Regions from separate parts of the Homo sapiens genome. Here region 2 is linked to region 1. A link is an interaction called in ENCODE POLR2A ChIA-PET data of the cell type or tissue named here. Cell type or tissue: HepG2. All regions are shown on one strand. Links, peaks and the distances in the headings refer to the core of each region. The heading gives the core; the rest is flanking DNA.

Region 1 (8,335 bases), core at 127-8,126:
CCTATTCTTGCTAGTTATTCCTAATGCCTTTTAATTGGGGGTACTTCTTTCCTTTGTTTTGCATAGTTTCTCATGGCAGAGATGCTTAATCAATTGTCCTGTGTCCATTTTCCACTTGTCCCTAGTAACGGAACCCACTGCCAGTTTTAGCAAAATACATTGTTCCACTGTCCTCCTAGCCTCCGAAATAGAATTGACACCCCCTTGTCTCCCTTGCAGCTGGCTATGACCATGTGACTAAGCTCTCACTAATGGAAGGTGAGCAGAATTGAGGAGTGATGGGCATAACTTGTGTTCACTGCCATAAAAGAATGTCATTCCACTTCCTCTCCTTCTTCCTCCCTATAGGGTAGGCTGGAACTTGGATGTGCATTGGCAGGTCTGCATTGGCAGACCAGATGTCACCATACAGACAACAATATCCTACAGGACAGAAAAGCTTGAAAGTAAAAGAAACTTTGGTGTTTGAATAAACCACACATTTGTCCTGGACAACCTGCCTATCGTTGAACTGTTACATGAGAGAAAAAGAGATTTCTCTCTTATTTGAACAATTGCATTTTCAAGTCTTTTTGTTACAGCAGCATAACTGATACCCTAACCCTGACAAATACATTTTTAAACAAAAGGAGGAATGCTACTATCGTACTCTATGCTGGTCCAGTCTTACTTGGGGTGCAGTATTCTCATCTGTGAATCACATTTCAAGGGGCCTAAAGACAAAGTAGAAGTGTTCAGATAACAGCAACATGATTGGTGAGAAATTCAAAGTTGAAGAAACTGGAAGAGCAGATTTAGAGTAAGTAGGAGTGCCACTTTCAAATGTCTGAGGAACTGGCCTGTGAAAGAATGATTCACTTTGTTCTGTGTAGTTTCAGTAGATAGAAGTATGGTTCAACGGGAAAACTGATTTTGCTGAAGAGAAAGATTTCTGGCTGTCAGGTCTGCATAGACATTGGAGGCACTGAGTTCCCTGCTCATGGAGATATTTTTCACAGAGCCTGGATAATCATTTGGCTGGATTTGTAACAACTGTGTATCATACAGGTATGTTACATAAATTGCCTCAAATTCTTAGAACAATGCTGATAATTATATATTTTAATTTCCATTTGATAGAAAGGAAATATTAATCTAAGACCAGTTAAAACTGCTCCAGGATCACAGACCCAGTTAGTAGCAGGGTCCAGGTTCTTTCTACTGACCACTGGTAAAGCTAATTTACAAAATGGCCTGAACATTTCTCCCAAATCTGAATTTGATGAGTCCCCTAGAAAATTGTGTTTCCTAAATCTTTCCTTGAATTCTGAAGTATCTGAGCCAGCAACATTTCCTGAAATTGGTGTGCATACTCTCCCAAATTTTAACCTCATAGCCAGTTTACTTTGGGCCCTCCTTTATGTGTCAGAGATTGCCAGCTGGTCACCGAACCATTTTCTTTCCTTCTTGGCACAGCATGAAAATGCATTTTCTAGCTTCCCTTGAAGTGAAATGTGAGCAAAAATGATGCCAGCCACTCCCAGACCGGCCCATAGAAACCTCCCATATTCTTTCTTCTTCTGCTGCTGGATATTGACACAGGGGATGACTTTGAAAGCTGAGTATTGAAGATGGCAGAAGCTGTCTTTCAGCCTTGGTCCCTGAACAACATGTTGAGCAGATCCCGTGGTAATCTGGAACTGCCCTGGACTGTGTAAGTGAGTGAGACATAAACTCTTACTATGCTTGAGCCATTTTACATGTAACAGCAGTTAGCTTTCCTTACTTAATGCTCTTTATACCCTGCTACTAAATAGCAAGAATTGTAACTTTAGATCACAGGACTATGTGAATAGTCATTATATTTGTCAACAACTCTAACAGGCTGAACTTTTTATTCCTCAGTTATTTAAAATTGTGGTAAAATACACATAACATAAAATTTACCATCTTACCCATGTTAAGTATACAGTTCAGTGGTATTAAGTACATTTGTAGTGCTATATGTTCATCACCACCATCTACCTCCAGAACTCTTTTCATCTTGTAAAACTGAAACTCTGTGCCCATTAAACAGTAACTCCATTCCCTCCTCCACACAAGCCTCTGGCAACCACCACTGTACTTTCTGTTTCTATGGTTTTGATTATTCTAAGTACCTCATATAAGTGGAATCATGCACTATTTGTCTTTTTTTGTTGTTGGCAGATTTCACTTAGCATACTGTCCTCAAGTTTCATCCATGTGTCAGAATTTCCTTCCTTTTTGCAGCTGAATAATATTCTATTATATGTGTGTACCACATTTTGTTTATCCATTCATTCATCAGTGGACACTTGGGTTGCTCCTACATGTTAGCTATTATGAATGATAGAGTTTGGGTGTGTGTCCCCACCCAAATCTCATATGGAAATGTAATCTTCAATATTGGAAGTGGGGCTTGGTGGGAGGTGATTGGATCATGGGGGTGGATTTTTCATGGATGATTTATCACCATCCCCCTTGGTACTGTCCTAGTGATAGTACGTTTTTGTGAGATCTGATCATTTAAAAGTGTTTGGCACCTCCCCCGCTCCTTGCTCCTATTTTTTTTGCCATGAAATGTGGCTGCTTCCTGTTTGCCTTCCACCATGACTGGAAGCTTCTTGAGACCTCCCTGGAAGCAGATGCTGCTATGCTTCCTGCACAGCCTACAGAACCATGAGCCGATTAAACCTCTTTTCTTACAAATTACTGAGTCTTAGGTATTTCTTTGTAACAATGCAACAACAGCCTAATACAATGAACTATGCTGCCATAAACATGGATGTACAAGTATTTATTTGAGATCCTGTTTTCCATTCTTTTTGTTGTATACTCAGAAGTAGAATTGCTGGATCATATGGCAATTCTATTTTTAATTTTTTGAGGAACCTAGGTTAAACTTTTTGAAACTGCAGATATTGAACCAGTTTTATGTTTACCAAAAAAGCAGAACTTTAACACAATCTAATCTGTTTATTCCATCTCTCACTCTCTTGACTTCTCCATAACCCTATCCAACTGATAAAGAGGAATCAACTTCTTTATACAACAATGGCAGAGAAGTTCTACAATATGGAGTCCTGTGATAAAAGGTAATGCCAAAAGTTTGTCCAATGGTGACTTATGGTTCAGTCCACTCATTTTTGGTTTTTAGATTCTTCAGTGTCCTTCTTTTATCTGTTTCTAAAGTTACAAACTACCAGGAAATTTCTCATGGGAAAAAAAAATCTGTATCTTCGGATTATTTTACAAATCGGAAGACTAGAACATGTATATCAAAACCAGCTGGCGGCCCAGCACAGTGGCTCATGCCTGTAATACCAGCACTTTGGGAGGCCAAGGTGGGTGGATCACCTGAGGTCAGGAGTTCGAGACCAGCCTGGTCAACATGGCGAAACCCTGTTGCTAAAAATACAAAAATTAGCTGGGCTTGGTGGCGCATGCCTGTAGTCCCAGCTACACAGGAGGCTGAGGCAGGAGAATCACTTGAACCCTGGAGGCCAAGGTTTCAGTGAGCTGCAATCGTGCCACTGCACTCCAGCCTGGGTAACAGAGCCAGACTCCATCTCAAAACAAACACACACACACACACACACACACACACACACACACACACACACACACAAACCAACAACTGGCACCAGGGGGTCTTCCTTAGACAGGTCATACCTTCTCCAGTCCTACAGACACAGAGTCCCTTTTGATCTCTAATGCTGATGTGCACGTCAAATGCCACGTGTCTTTGTGACATGGCTTTTTCTAAAGCTGGTCCTACAGGCTGTTTGCACCTGCGATCCCTGGAATCACTTCAGTAAAATCAATGATTAACAAAGAGCTACTCTCCGGCCCTTTCCTGAGAGCTTGTTTTGAAGAAGTTAGAACTCTTTGCAAGGCAGTAAACCCTTCCTGGGAGTTGGCAGGAAAAGCCAGGAAGTCTTCTCATTATTATTGAGCACTGATCTTCCTTGTAGGGGCATATACCTAGCATACCAAAATTTACTCTCTGCAGCCCCCAACTTCCTGTCAGTAACACAAATGTAGGACATAAGTGAAGCTTTGCGAAAAAGGAGGATAGGATTTATTGTTCTGTTTTTAATTGAAAGCCCAAATAGCGATATTGATTGGTTTGATTCCACCAGAGAGTTAAACAATTTCCTTCCACATCCCCAAATCCCCAACTATGCAGAGCTGCAGCGGTCACCACCAGCCTCCTCAATGTTGTGCAGGTCCAGCTGACTGACCCACCAGCTGGTGACCAGCAGAGCAGAGGAGGAGCAAGCACAGGACCTTCACCTTTCCTGCCAGGTGTGGGCGCCAGTCAAGGTGGGCTCCAGGCTCTGATGCAGGCATGAGAGGATGTTGCAGCAGATGTGCTGCTTGCTTTTAAAGCTCTGGAACACAACAAAGATGAGGTTTTCTGTAGATGTGTACATGATTTTCATATAGAAAGATTTCCTTTTTCCTAAAGTCTAGAAAACAAGTAAATACCAAGTGAATCACTGACCTCCCAGAAACTATTTTATGCTCATGGTATGCACTGGTGGAGGGAGGTGACTAACGCAGGGCAGCCGAGCTGAGTACTTAAAGCTGGTTTTGCTCAATCTGTGGTACGGGTACTCATAGGGTAAGCATGATAATTTGGGGGTGATACACAGATATACATTTACAAATGTTAATAGTGTGATGTTGACACATGGAAACAGAGAGGGGAACAACAGACACTGGGGCCCAGCAGAGGGTGGAGGGTCGAGGAGGGAGAGGATTGGGAAACGTAATTAATGTACACTAGGCTTAACATCTGGATGACAAAATAATCTGTACAACAGGCCAGGCATGGTGGCTCATGCCTGGAATCCCAGCACTTTGGGAGACTGAGGCAGGCAGATCACGTGAAGTCAGGAGTTCGAGACCAGCCTGGCCAACATGGCAAAACCCCGTCTCTAGTAAAAATACAAAAATTAGCCAGGCGTGGTGGCATGTGCCTGTAATCCCAGCTACTCAGGAGGCTGAGGCAGGAGAGAATTGCATGAACCTGGGAGGTGGAGGTTGCAGTGAGCCGAGATCACACCACTGCACTCCAGCCTGGGTGACAGAGTGAGACTCCATCTCCAAAAGAAAAAAAAAAAAAAAAATCTGTACAACAAACCCTCATGACAAAAGTTTATCTAAACAAACCTGCACATCTACCCCTGAGCTTAAAATAAAAGTTTAATACTAAAAGAGAAAAAAAAAGATGTTTTTCAACGTAATATTACCTTTCACGCCAAAACAGGTGAATATAAATAGACATAAAAAATAGTGTGATATTTACGTTAATGTGCATTAGAATAAAAATTTAAGGGGGGTGGAGTCAAGATGGTCAAATAGGAACAGCTGCAGTCTACAGCTCCCAGCGTGAGTGATGCAGAAGATGGGTGATTTCTGCATTTCCAACTGAGGTACCAGGTTCATCTCACTGGGGAGTGTCAGACAGTGGGTGCAGTGCACCGAGCATGAGCTGAAGCAGGGCGAGGCATTGCCTCATTCAGGAAGTGCAAGGGGTCAGGGAATTCCCTTTCTTAGTCAAAGAAAGGGGTGACAGACGGCACCTGGAAAATCGGGTCACTCCCACCCTAATACTGCACTTTTCCAATGGTCTTAGCAAATGGCACACCAGGAGATTATATCCTGCACATGGCTCGGAGGGTCCTACGCCCATGGAGCCTCGCTCATTGCTAGCACAGCAGTCTGAGATCAAACTGCAAGGTGGCAGCGAGGCTGGGGGAGGGGTGCCCGCCATTGCTGAGGCTTGAGTAGGTAAACAGAGCAGCCAGGAAGCTCAAACTGGGTGGAGCCCACCGCAGCTCAAGGAGGCCTGCCTGCCTCTGTAGACTCCACCTCTGGGGGCAGGGCATAGCCCAACAAAAGGCAGCAGAAACCTCTGCAGACTTAAATATCCCTCTCTGACAGCTTTGAAGAGAGTAGTGTTTCTCCCAGCACGCAGCTGGAGACCTGAGAACGGAAAGACTGCCTCCTCAAGTGGGTTCCTGACCCTCGAGTAGCCTAACTGGGAGGCACCCCCCAGTAGGGGCAGACTGACACCTCACACGGCCAGGTACTCCTCTGAGACAAAACTTCCAGAGGAACGATCAGGCAGCAACATTTGCTATTCACCAATATCCGCTGTTCTGCAGCCTCTGCTGCTGATACCCAGGAAAACAGGGTCTGCAGTGGACCTCCAGCAAACTCCAACAGACCTGCAGCTGAGGGTCCTGACTGTTAGAAGGAAAACTAACAAACAGAAAGGACATCCACACCAAAACCCCATCTGCACGTCACCATCATCAAAGACCAAAGGTAGATAAAACCACAAAGATGGGGAAAAAACAGAGCAGAAAAACTGGAAACTCTAAAAATCAGAGTGCCTCTCCTCCTCCAAAGGAACGCAGTTCCTCACCAGCAATGGAACAAAGGTGGATGGAGAATGACTTTGACGAGTTGAGAGAAGAAGGCTTCAGACGATCAAACTACTCTGAGCTAAAGGAGGAAGTTCGAACCCATGGCAAAGAAGTTAAAAACTTTGAAAAAAGATTAGAAGAATGGCTAACTAGAATGACCAATGCAGAGAAGTCCTTAAATAACCTGATGGAGCTGAAAACCACCACACAAGAACTACGTGATGAATGCACAAGCCTCAGTAGCCGATTTGATCAACTGGAAGAAAGGGTATCAGTGATGGAAGATCAAATGATTGAAATGAAGCGAGAAGAGAAGTTTAGAGTAAAAGAATAAAAAGAAACGAACAAAGCCTCCAGGAAATATGGGACTATGTGAAAAGACCAAATCTACGTCTCATTGGTGTACCTGAAAGTGACGGGGAGAATGGAACCAAGTTGGAAAACACTCTGCAGGATATTATCCAGGAGAACTTCCACAATCTAGCAAGGCAGGCCAATATTCAAATTCAGGAAATACAGAGAATGCCACAAAGATACTCCTCGAGAAGAGCAACTGCAAGACACTTAACTGTCAGATTCAGCAAAGTTGAAATGAAGGAAAAAATGTTAAGGGCAGCCAAAGAGAAAGGTCGGGTTACCCACAAAAGGAAGCCCATCAGACTAACAGCTGATCTCTCGGCAGAAACTCTACAAGCCAGAAGAGAGTGGGGGCCAATATTCAACATTCTGAAAGACAAGAATTTTCAACCCAGAATTTCATATCCAGCCAAACTAAGCTTCACAAGTGAAGGAGAAATAAAATGCTTTACAGACAAGCAAATGCTGAGAGATTTTGCCACCACCAGGCCTGCCCTAAAAGAGCTCCTGAAGGAAGCACTAAACATGGGAAGGAACAACCGATACCAGCCACTGCAAAAACATGCCAAATTGTAAAGACCATCGAGGCTAGGAAGAAACTGCATCAACTAACAAGCAAAATAACCAGCTAATATCATAATGACAGGATCAAATTCACACATGACAATATTAACCTTAAATGTAAATGGGCTAAATGCTCCAATTAAAAGACACAGACTGGCAAATTGGATAAAGAGTCAAGAGCCATCAGTGTGCTGTATTCAGGAAACCCATCTCACGTGCAGAGACACACATAGGCTCAAAATAAAGGGATGGAGGAAGATCTACCAAGCAAATGGAAAACAAAAAAAGGCAGGGGTTGCAATCCTAGTCTCTGATAAAACTGACTTTAAACCAACAAAGATCAAAAGAGACAAAGAAGTCCATTACATAATGGTAAAGGGATCAATTCAACAAGAAGAGCTAACTATCCTAAATATATATGCACCCAATACAGGAGCACCCAGATTCATAAAGCAAGTCCTTAGAGACCTACAAAGAGACTTAGACTTCCACACAATAATAATGGGAGACTTCAACACCCCACTGTCAACATTAGACAGATCAACAAGACAGAAAGGTAACAAGGTTATCCAGGAATTGAACTCAGCTCTGCACCAAGCGGACCTAATAGACGTCTACGGAACTCTCCGCCCCAAATCAACAGAATATACATTCTTTTCAGCACCACACCACACCTATTCCAAAATTGACCACATAGTTGGAAGTAAAGCACTCCTCAGCAAACATAAAAGAACAGAAATTATAACAAACTGTCTCTCAGACCACAGTGCAATCAAACTAGAACTCAGGATTAAGAAACTCACTCAAAACCACTCAACTACATGGAAACTGAACAACCTGCTCCTGAATGACTACTGGGTACATAACGAAATGAAGGCAGAAATAAAGATGTTCTTTGAAACCAATGAGAACAAAGACACAACATACCAGAATCTCTGGGAAACATTCAAAGCAGTGTGTAGAGGGAAATTTAT
Region 2 (8,335 bases), core at 266-8,265, 64 kb after region 1:
AGGAAACTTACATTGATGGTGGAAGGTGAAGGGGAAGCAAGCACCATCTTCACATGACCAGTAGGAGAGAGAGAGTGCCAAGGGGTAGGTGCTACACACTTTCAAACAACCAGATCTTATAAGAATGCTATCATGAGACAGCACTAGGGGGATGGTGCCAAATAATTAGAAACCACCCAATGATCAAATCACCTCCCACCAAGCCCCACCTCCAACACTGAGAATAAAAATTCAACACGAGATTTGGGTGAGGACACAGAGCCAAATCGTATCAGATGGTCTGTTCATTGACATTGAACTGGCAAAGGGGAGACAGCCTGGGGGAATGCACAGGAGAAGTTTATATAGGCCAGGCCTAGAGGTTATATAGGCCAGGCCTAGAGGTTGTGCTTCTCACTTCTGTTCACATTTCATCAGCTGGCATTTGGTCCTAGGACCACACCTTAGAATGAGGAAGGCTGGCAAACATGCCCAGCCATGTGCCCAACAAGGAAAAATGTTTCATTTTATCCCCATTCCTTTTCTTTCTTTTGTTTTGTTTTTGGATTTTATGGTTGTTGTTTTATGGCCAACAGTTTGAGGGCTGAAAGTTGCCAGTAGAAAAAAGGATAAGTAGAATCTCCTGGTATGATTTGTGTAGAATATTAATTCTAAATATGAAATAATCATAACTCATTTTTATTGTGTGTTTACTATGCACCAAACTGTACTAGGCCCTTCCCCTACATGGCTGCATTTAATTCTATAGCAGCCTTGCATGTGGGTTTTGAAGTACATCAACAGTTCATTGTGGGAGGATATGGCTCTGCTCTTCTAAAGGGAATAGGGAGCAAACGGGCTGGAGCACTGCAGGTCCATTCTCCACCCTACTTTCCTTTCTTGTGTGTCCAGGAGGTTGATTTTCATGGACAATACTTCCAGACTTCATTGTCCTCTGGCTTCTGGTTGGATTTGGCTAATAGGAGGCACCAATAGGAGATCAGAGTTGGGTATAATGTCTGTAGGCTGCTCTGTGGTTTGACAGTAGCTGTGACTCTATGGTCACATAGCTGCCACTCTCCCACTGCTGCAGATCTCACCAGATTGCCAAAGAGGGCCCTCTTTCTACCCCTCCAGGCCTGGGATTACAGCAGCTTTCTGCTGCTGATACTGCCTTGGTGTTTCTCTACCCTTTGACTGGTCCCTTCTTCCTCCCCACACCTCCACAAATAGTGCTTTCCATGAACTCTCTTCAATTACTCCTTGGAGAGAGCTGTCTTTCTCTCACTGGTTCCTGATTGATTCAACCAGAACCTGAAGAACTTATGTAGCATCTTTTTTAAAAACAAACAAACAAACAAAAACCTTTATTATAGTTTCTACTTTGGAGTCAGGCAGACCTAGTTATGGACCCTAGTTTGATCACTTACCAGTTTGTGTGATCTCAGACAAGTAACTTAGCCCCTTACTATGAGTGAGCCATAGTTTACTCACTCAAAATAAAAGATAATGGTTTGTGAAGATTTTTAAAAAAAGAATATGCAAACTGCCTAGACCAGTGTTTGGTACATAATAGGTAATTCATAGAATTGAAAATGGGAAATGATGTCATGGAAATATGTCTGATATGGTTTGGCTGTATCCCCACCCAAATCTCATCTTGAATTCTCATGTGTTGTTGGAGGAGCCCAGTGGGAGGTAATTGAATCATGGGGGCAGGTCTTTCCCCTGGTGTTCTCCTGATAGTAAGTCTCACAAGAGCTGATAGTTATTATAAGAGGGAGTTTTCCTGCACAAGCTTTTTTTGCTTGCTGCCATCCATGTAAGATGTGACTAGCTCCTCCTTGCCTTCCACCATGATTGTAAGGCTTCCCCAGCCATGTGGAACTGTAAGTCCAATTAAACCTCTTTCTTTTGTAAATTGCCCAGTCTTGGGTATGTCTTTATCAGCAGCGTGAAAATGGACTAATACAATGTCAAACAATAAATTATTAAATTAGTTTAAATTAATCTATACATTGCGTATTGAGCTGACAGACATTTTTAAATCCCAGTGTTGATAGTGATGTAACAAAAAGGCACACAATATAAGTGAATGCAGAAAATCTGGTAAAACCTTTATGAACGGCATTTTATCTATAGGTCCGTAAAGCCTATAAAATGTGCATTCCCTTTAATCCAGCAATTCACAGCAATTTTAGGAATTTATCCTAAGGAAATAATCAGATAAAGATGCATCTACAAACATGTTCACACTATTACTGTTTACCATGGTTAAAAATGGAAAATAACAAATATTTGACAATAGGGAATGGCTAGATAAACCTTGGAACATCCATGCAATGATAAGTAGATGAATAATTGTTATAGAAAAATGGCCATAGCACATTGGTAAGTAAAATAATCAGTTACAAAACTATTTCTGGAGCGTTACTCCAAATTTTTGTAAAACAATAAAAAAGAGGAAAAATTGAAGGAATATATGTTGAAATATTGATTTTAGTTATTTCTGGATGGTAGGATTACAGATGCTATTTTCCCCCATTGTTATTATTTTTCCTGTATTTTCTAACTTTTTAAAATAATGAACTTTGTAAAGATAAGATTGTCCTTGGCTGTAAGTAACAAAAATTCAAACAATAGTGGTTCAGCAGCTCAACAATGCCAAGACCAATGTCTGAAATGTTTATGGCTTTTCCTTCATGGCCTTCATGTGGTCATTGTACCCACCAGTTATCACACATTCATTCAAAGAGAGAGGAAAGGAACAGGAAGGACTGTCTCAGGAAAACACAAACGAGAACGCCATCACAGATTTAACATTAACTGGCCAGATTTGTGTCACATGGCCATCCCCAGCTGGAAAGTGGAAGGAGGGATGGGGATGTGTGTGTTAGGAATTGGGGCTGAGTCAGCCACTTTGCAATGTCTGCTATAAAGAGGTATTGCTGGGAGGCTGAGGCAGGAGAATCACTTGAACCCGGGAGGTGGAGGTTGCAGTGAGCCGAGATCGTGCCACTGCACTCCAACTTGGGTGACAGAGTGAGACTTTGTCAAAAAAAAGAAAAAAAAAGGTATTGCTTTGATAATTTTAAAAATTAGAGTTATTAAAATGTTAAAACAAGTTATTTCTTTTTTTCTTTGACTACTTGAATGCTCTCCGTCCTCCAGCCACCCTTCCACCCACTTAGGCTGCAACAGCCAGCAATTTCACATTCACTGAGCCAAGAGAGTGAGGAAGAATGAAGAAACCTGAGAGGAGTCTGCACCCTTTTAGGTGGTAGGAGTGGAGAGAGGGCAGTGTGCCAAAGGACTGGAAATCAGCTTGCTTATTCAGTCAACTTCATCTAGATCTCTCTGGTCTGAGGTTCTGGCAGTGAAAGCTTATCAGCAGAGGGTTTTGCAACTTCAGTACTTCTGGCCCTGCTGTTATTTTTTAGTCTGTGCAGAACTGGCCCTGGTATTTCATTTGGCTGCTTTGGTTTCAGCAGGCCTTCCAAATAAATAATACACCCATGAGACCTACTGAGGGAATGGACTAGATTGTCTGGGTTCAGTTCTTGGCTGTGCAGGTACCTGTTATGGTCCTTGGACCAGTTACTTAAGCTCTCTGTGTTTCTGCTTCCTCAAATGTAAGATGGGAATAATAAATAATACTATATATTTCATAGGGTTGTTATAAAAGATTGGATGAGTCGGTATTTGCCAAGTGCTTAGAATATGCCTATCACATAGTAAGCATTATACAAGTATTTGTTTAAAAAATAAATAAATATGAGAAAGGCAGAAACAGCCATAAGCTCTCTGGGTCCCATTTGTTTGAGGTTACAACTTACTTGGCATAAAGCTGAGGCATCTAAAGCTACAAAGTGGGTCAAATTTTCTTTTGTTCCATGCTGGCTGAACCACGTGGTCCCAGAAGTAGGAAGGAAAGAGAAGGCTTAGGAAGCTAAGAGCCATGAAACACCTGCTGAGTGGCAGGACTTCCTCATGGCTTTCTGTGTAGCAACTCAGTTAAGTCTAATCAGGCAGGTGCTATCACTGCCCTCATTTTACAGATGGGGAAACTGAGGCTCAGAGAGGTGAAGTAACTTGGCCACAGTCACATGCTATGAGTGGTGAAGCTGAGGTTGAACCCCAGCAATGTGTGACTTTCAAGTGTGGATATTCCACATTAAGAATGATATTTACATGGGAGACTTCACTTTACGTGGTTTTAAAAGGTTAAAGTGTACATCAATCTCTAGTTTAAAGATACTGAGGGCGCTTTTATTTAACATGTCCTAGTAGCAAATTTTCCTGTAAAATGTTTAACTTCTCTCTGTTTAGTTTGGCAAGTTTGAATTTTTACATGTTGTGTTTTCTTACAGTATAGTGCATCTCTATTGTTCAAAAAAATAAATTTCAGGCCTGGAACTTAGTTAAATTCTGAGGTTTTGTGGGTTGTCCTTTAAAAAAATTTTTTTTACTTCTTTTCTTCCTTTCTTTCTTTGTTCCTGCCTGCCTCCCTGCCTTACTTTTTCCTTCCTTCCTTCTTTCCTTTCTTTTCTTCTTCCTATTCCTCCTCCTCCCCTCCCTCCCTTCCTTTCTCTCCCTCCCTCCCTCCCTTCTTTCCTTCCTTCCTTGCTTCCTTCCTTCCTTCCTTCCTTCTTTCCTTCCTTGCTTAAGTCAGGAATACATGATCTAAAGATCTCTCTGTGTCCTTCTAAAATAGCTGAAGCTCAAAGCCAGTAATTACTAGCAAAAAAATGACCATTTTTGTTGCCAATTCTGAGCACATTATCTTGAAGCTCAAAGCCTGGCCTAAAACAACTGAAATTATAAATAATTAACATCATGAATATCTCACAGGTCCAAATTCCTCCACGAGTAACCGCAGAATTCCTTTCTGTTCTCTGATCTGTCAATGCTACCTTTGCAAATGCCAGTTCCAAAGACATAGAAGCAAATATTGCTCAATGTTTTTATTAATGACTATGATCATGTTCAAGCAAATTGTGCATGTTCAAGGCACATTCCCTGTTCTCTCTCTTTAAGAAAAAAAATCACTAAGCCCCACCCTACCCCACCCTTAGCTTTGAAAGGTCTGAAGTCAGTGGTGCCTGAGATAGAGCCAAGATAAAACGAATTGAAAACAAAATGAGCTTTTTTTTTTTTTTTGAAACTTTTGTTTCCAGCTTATAGACACTCCCACCTCAAGTTGCAGAATCCTAGGGATCTGACCCAGTGTCACCTTCAGCCCCAATGGGGCCTTTAGGCCTGTCCTATGTAGGCTGAGGCCCCTCCCAGGTCAGTCCCTACCCCCATTGGAGGCGAATTAACTCTTTCAGGGGAAGACTTGTGCTGGCTTCCAACAACCCAATCTTCCTACTCTGGAGGCTAATCTTTTCCCCTTTTATGCTTTTGCCTTCATAATAGTCCTCATTCTTCTTCCAGAGGGTTAGAGGGTGAAAATAGCCAAGAAGCAGTTGCAAGAAGGCTCTGAAGTTCACATCTTGTGGGTAGGGCCGGCAGTAGGCAGGAGAGACCTGGGAGAGAGATTAGGTGAAACATTAGCCACAACCTTTTGGATTCAGTCCAGTGTCTTTCAATTATTTCTTGATGTGCTTTGGGTACTGGGCTTATTTGGCATGAGACAGGCATCCATTAGAAGATTTCACAATGATTTGCCATGTTACAGTTCTAAACATGCGAACTCATCACCAAAGAAAATTTATGTTTTTACCGCCTTTTCCTCCCACCTCTCCCTGGGGAGCTGCAGGAAAAAGCAATCCAAACGAATTAATCAAAATGACTAGGTTATGCTCTAAAAATAATAAACGTTGCCGTAGTCTGGATCTTTTTCAAGTTTGAGCTTATTTTGTGAGCTTGAATATCGATACGTCAAAGCGCATGTGCATGTATATATTTTTATTAGAGGGATGTGGACTATTGCATGAGGACAGGTAAGTTATTAAGATACACAAATGCAATTGCTCTCATAATACTAGACTGCATTTCAACTAAGTTAATTAAGCTACTTGGCCAATGAAGAGGCAAAGGGTAGGTGCCTTAATGATTCCTTAACTTGTCTCATAAGCCAGCCTTGCAAATTAGGATAGGCTACAGAACTTGAGCTCTGAAAACAAAGCAGGACAGAAACTGAGGTGCAGACTTAGAACAATAACAAAAAGGAAAAATGTCTCCTTGAGCTTCCCTTACCTACTGCATAAGACATTGCTAGACAAAAGCAAAAGGACTGGAAAAAGTTGAAAATTTATTCAAAAAAGTTAGTAAATAATAACAGAAAACAAGCAAACAAGAAACTGTTATTATCTTCATATTTTCAAAATATCTTCTAAGAGATCAGCTCCAAAAGAAAGTTTTAATATAAAAAGAAACCTGTAGCTGAATCCCGAGTTTTCAAGGCCTTCTTGTATTGTGAGAAGGCAATTAGATCAACATTAGGGCGAGGCCGAGAGGGAAAAATCTGTATTGGGAAAAAGGAAAGTGGTGATGATCAGGGTAGAGTCTCTTCTTATTTTAAATGATGCAGTTATCTGATTTTTAATTGACCTTTTTCCCTAATGTATACCCCAAATATCCTCAAGCAAGATGTTTAAAAATCCAGATCCAAACCATCCACAGCCCTTGATGATAATTTATCCATGTTAGGCAGGGTGACGAGGCCCCTGTGATTGTCAGAAAAAATTAGGAGCAAGGATTCCCCAGCTTTATTGTGCATGTCCTTTGTCTCTGGATCTGATCCCTGATGTTATTGGGCTGAATCACAAGGTTATTTCCCACCTAAGAAATCTCATCTGGCTTGAGAATGCTCCTTAGATAATTTCAGCGTCTTTATTCTCCAGAGAAGGTTGATTTCAGTGTTACTAACCCCATCCTACTTTAGCCAGCCTCCATTAATCATGGCTGGCAGGAGAGACTAGAGGGTCATGGGTAATTGAATTCCAGCCAACCTTCAAACCTAATTCAAGTCAACCCTTTGACCTCTTTGCTGACCAAATCTGCTGCCAGAGCTAGTAAATAAATATTGCTTTTTAATTAGACGAAGCCTTTTTCGAGAGCCTACTATGTGTTAGCTTTGTGAGAGAGGCAACCATTATCTCACTTCATTCATTCATTCTGTCCACACTTCCATTGGAACCCAGACACAAGGAATTAACAGATAGTGGAGAGGAGTATAAAGGTCAACTTGGGGTCAGCCCAGTGGGAAAATATGTGCTTTGCAGACACCCTGACTTCCTATCTTTGAAAGAAGATAGATCTTTAGCATTGACAGAAAGGCTGAAGTCCTTTCTGCACAGGAAAATGAAATGATAAACATTTTCCCTTCTCTCGTGAAGCCATGTAGGATCTTCCGACTCCAAAGACTTCTATTCAAGTCCTCCTGCCACCATATTTGACATGGAATGTCGGGTAGGTGATTTTACCTTTGTAGGCCTCAGGGCCCTCACCTGTGACATGGAACAGGGTGTGCACCACTAACCTGGCAAGGTCATTGTGATACAATGTGTAGGGAAGCTCCTTGTAAACTGCTAGGCTCCAACCACACAGGAGATTGCTGCCAATGGCTCTTGCACACTCTCTGTTAAAGATGCCACCCAGCAATGAGACCAGTCAAAGACAGGGCTGGGGAACAGACACCTAGACAGAGAGTACACACTCATTTTAAATAATGAAATTTTAGCTGGATTTTCTCATGAAATTTGCTTCTTTTGTTTTGCTTGGTCTCTGGGTCACCACCATGCCTAAGTATACACATGATCTGGATTTTTTCTTTTTTCTTCCTTTTTTTTTTTTGGCCAGAATTCTTTTGTGGCATTTAGAAGTCTCCAGAAAACATGAAACTTACTTTTCCCTTTCAGAGGAGGCCACCTTTTCACCTATTTCTCATCCTCAGACAATTAGAAACCAGCTCACCAAGGACTAGCAGTGTTCCACTATCACCAACCCTCAAATTTCATAATAAAGCTAGCACTGAGTTGCTACAATTAATATTCTCAGCAGCAATGCTTTTGGGGGGAAATGATGAGTCAAGGATGTGCAGAGGTTTGCTTAGGAAAAAACCAAATGTGCTTGAATAATTTACTCTGTCATTTTAATTCCAAAATGATATGAGGCCCCTAAGGCTTAGCAAGCAACCGGAGGACCTGAGCAGCCTGGAGAGGCTGTGTTTAAGTGGTAATGTTAATGGAATTATCCGTTGCTGCTGGAGCACTGTCTGCTGTCGAGAGATAATTACCCAGGCAAAGATGAGGTATCATTGAAGATAAACGCTGAAGCAGGGACCTCAATGTTTATTTTCCATGCTAGGGCGTAATCTCCTCCGTTGTTTAACTTCATTAGCATCCCTGCT

The links. ChIA-PET counts read pairs that join two places held together with the same protein. Peaks named below come from ENCODE experiments on the same cell type or tissue, not always from the same donor. Only the 100,000 strongest peaks of a DNase experiment are listed, where the experiment ranks them.
Region 2: POLR2A ChIA-PET joins it to region 1 with 14 read pairs; 3 of 35 experiments call an interaction of 5 or more read pairs at or near these places.

What each region holds. Positions count from the first base shown.
Region 1 is chr4:38,445,935-38,454,269 of GRCh38, reverse strand. LINC01258 (long intergenic non-protein coding RNA 1258) reads left to right here. Exons shown (of 8, transcript NR_110951.1): 3 at 349-1,047; 4 at 1,456-1,697; 5 at 3,031-3,095; 6 at 4,230-4,326. Among named protein-coding and RNA genes, the nearest start is that of LINC01259, 60 kb to the left of the region's middle. RefSeq lists enhancers at 1,907-1,976, 1,987-2,136. In HepG2, for the core only: a CTCF peak has its summit at 4,315; DNase peaks (open chromatin) are centred at 3,769 and 4,279.
Region 2 is chr4:38,382,549-38,390,883 of GRCh38, reverse strand. It overlaps LINC02513 (long intergenic non-protein coding RNA 2513), which reads right to left. Exons shown (of 2, transcript NR_149123.1): 2 at 5,125-5,507. Among named protein-coding and RNA genes, the nearest start is that of LINC02513, 20 kb to the right of the region's middle. RefSeq lists an enhancer at 5,102-5,396. In HepG2, for the core only: no CTCF peak of the experiment used is centred there; DNase peaks (open chromatin) are centred at 3,343, 4,933 and 5,563.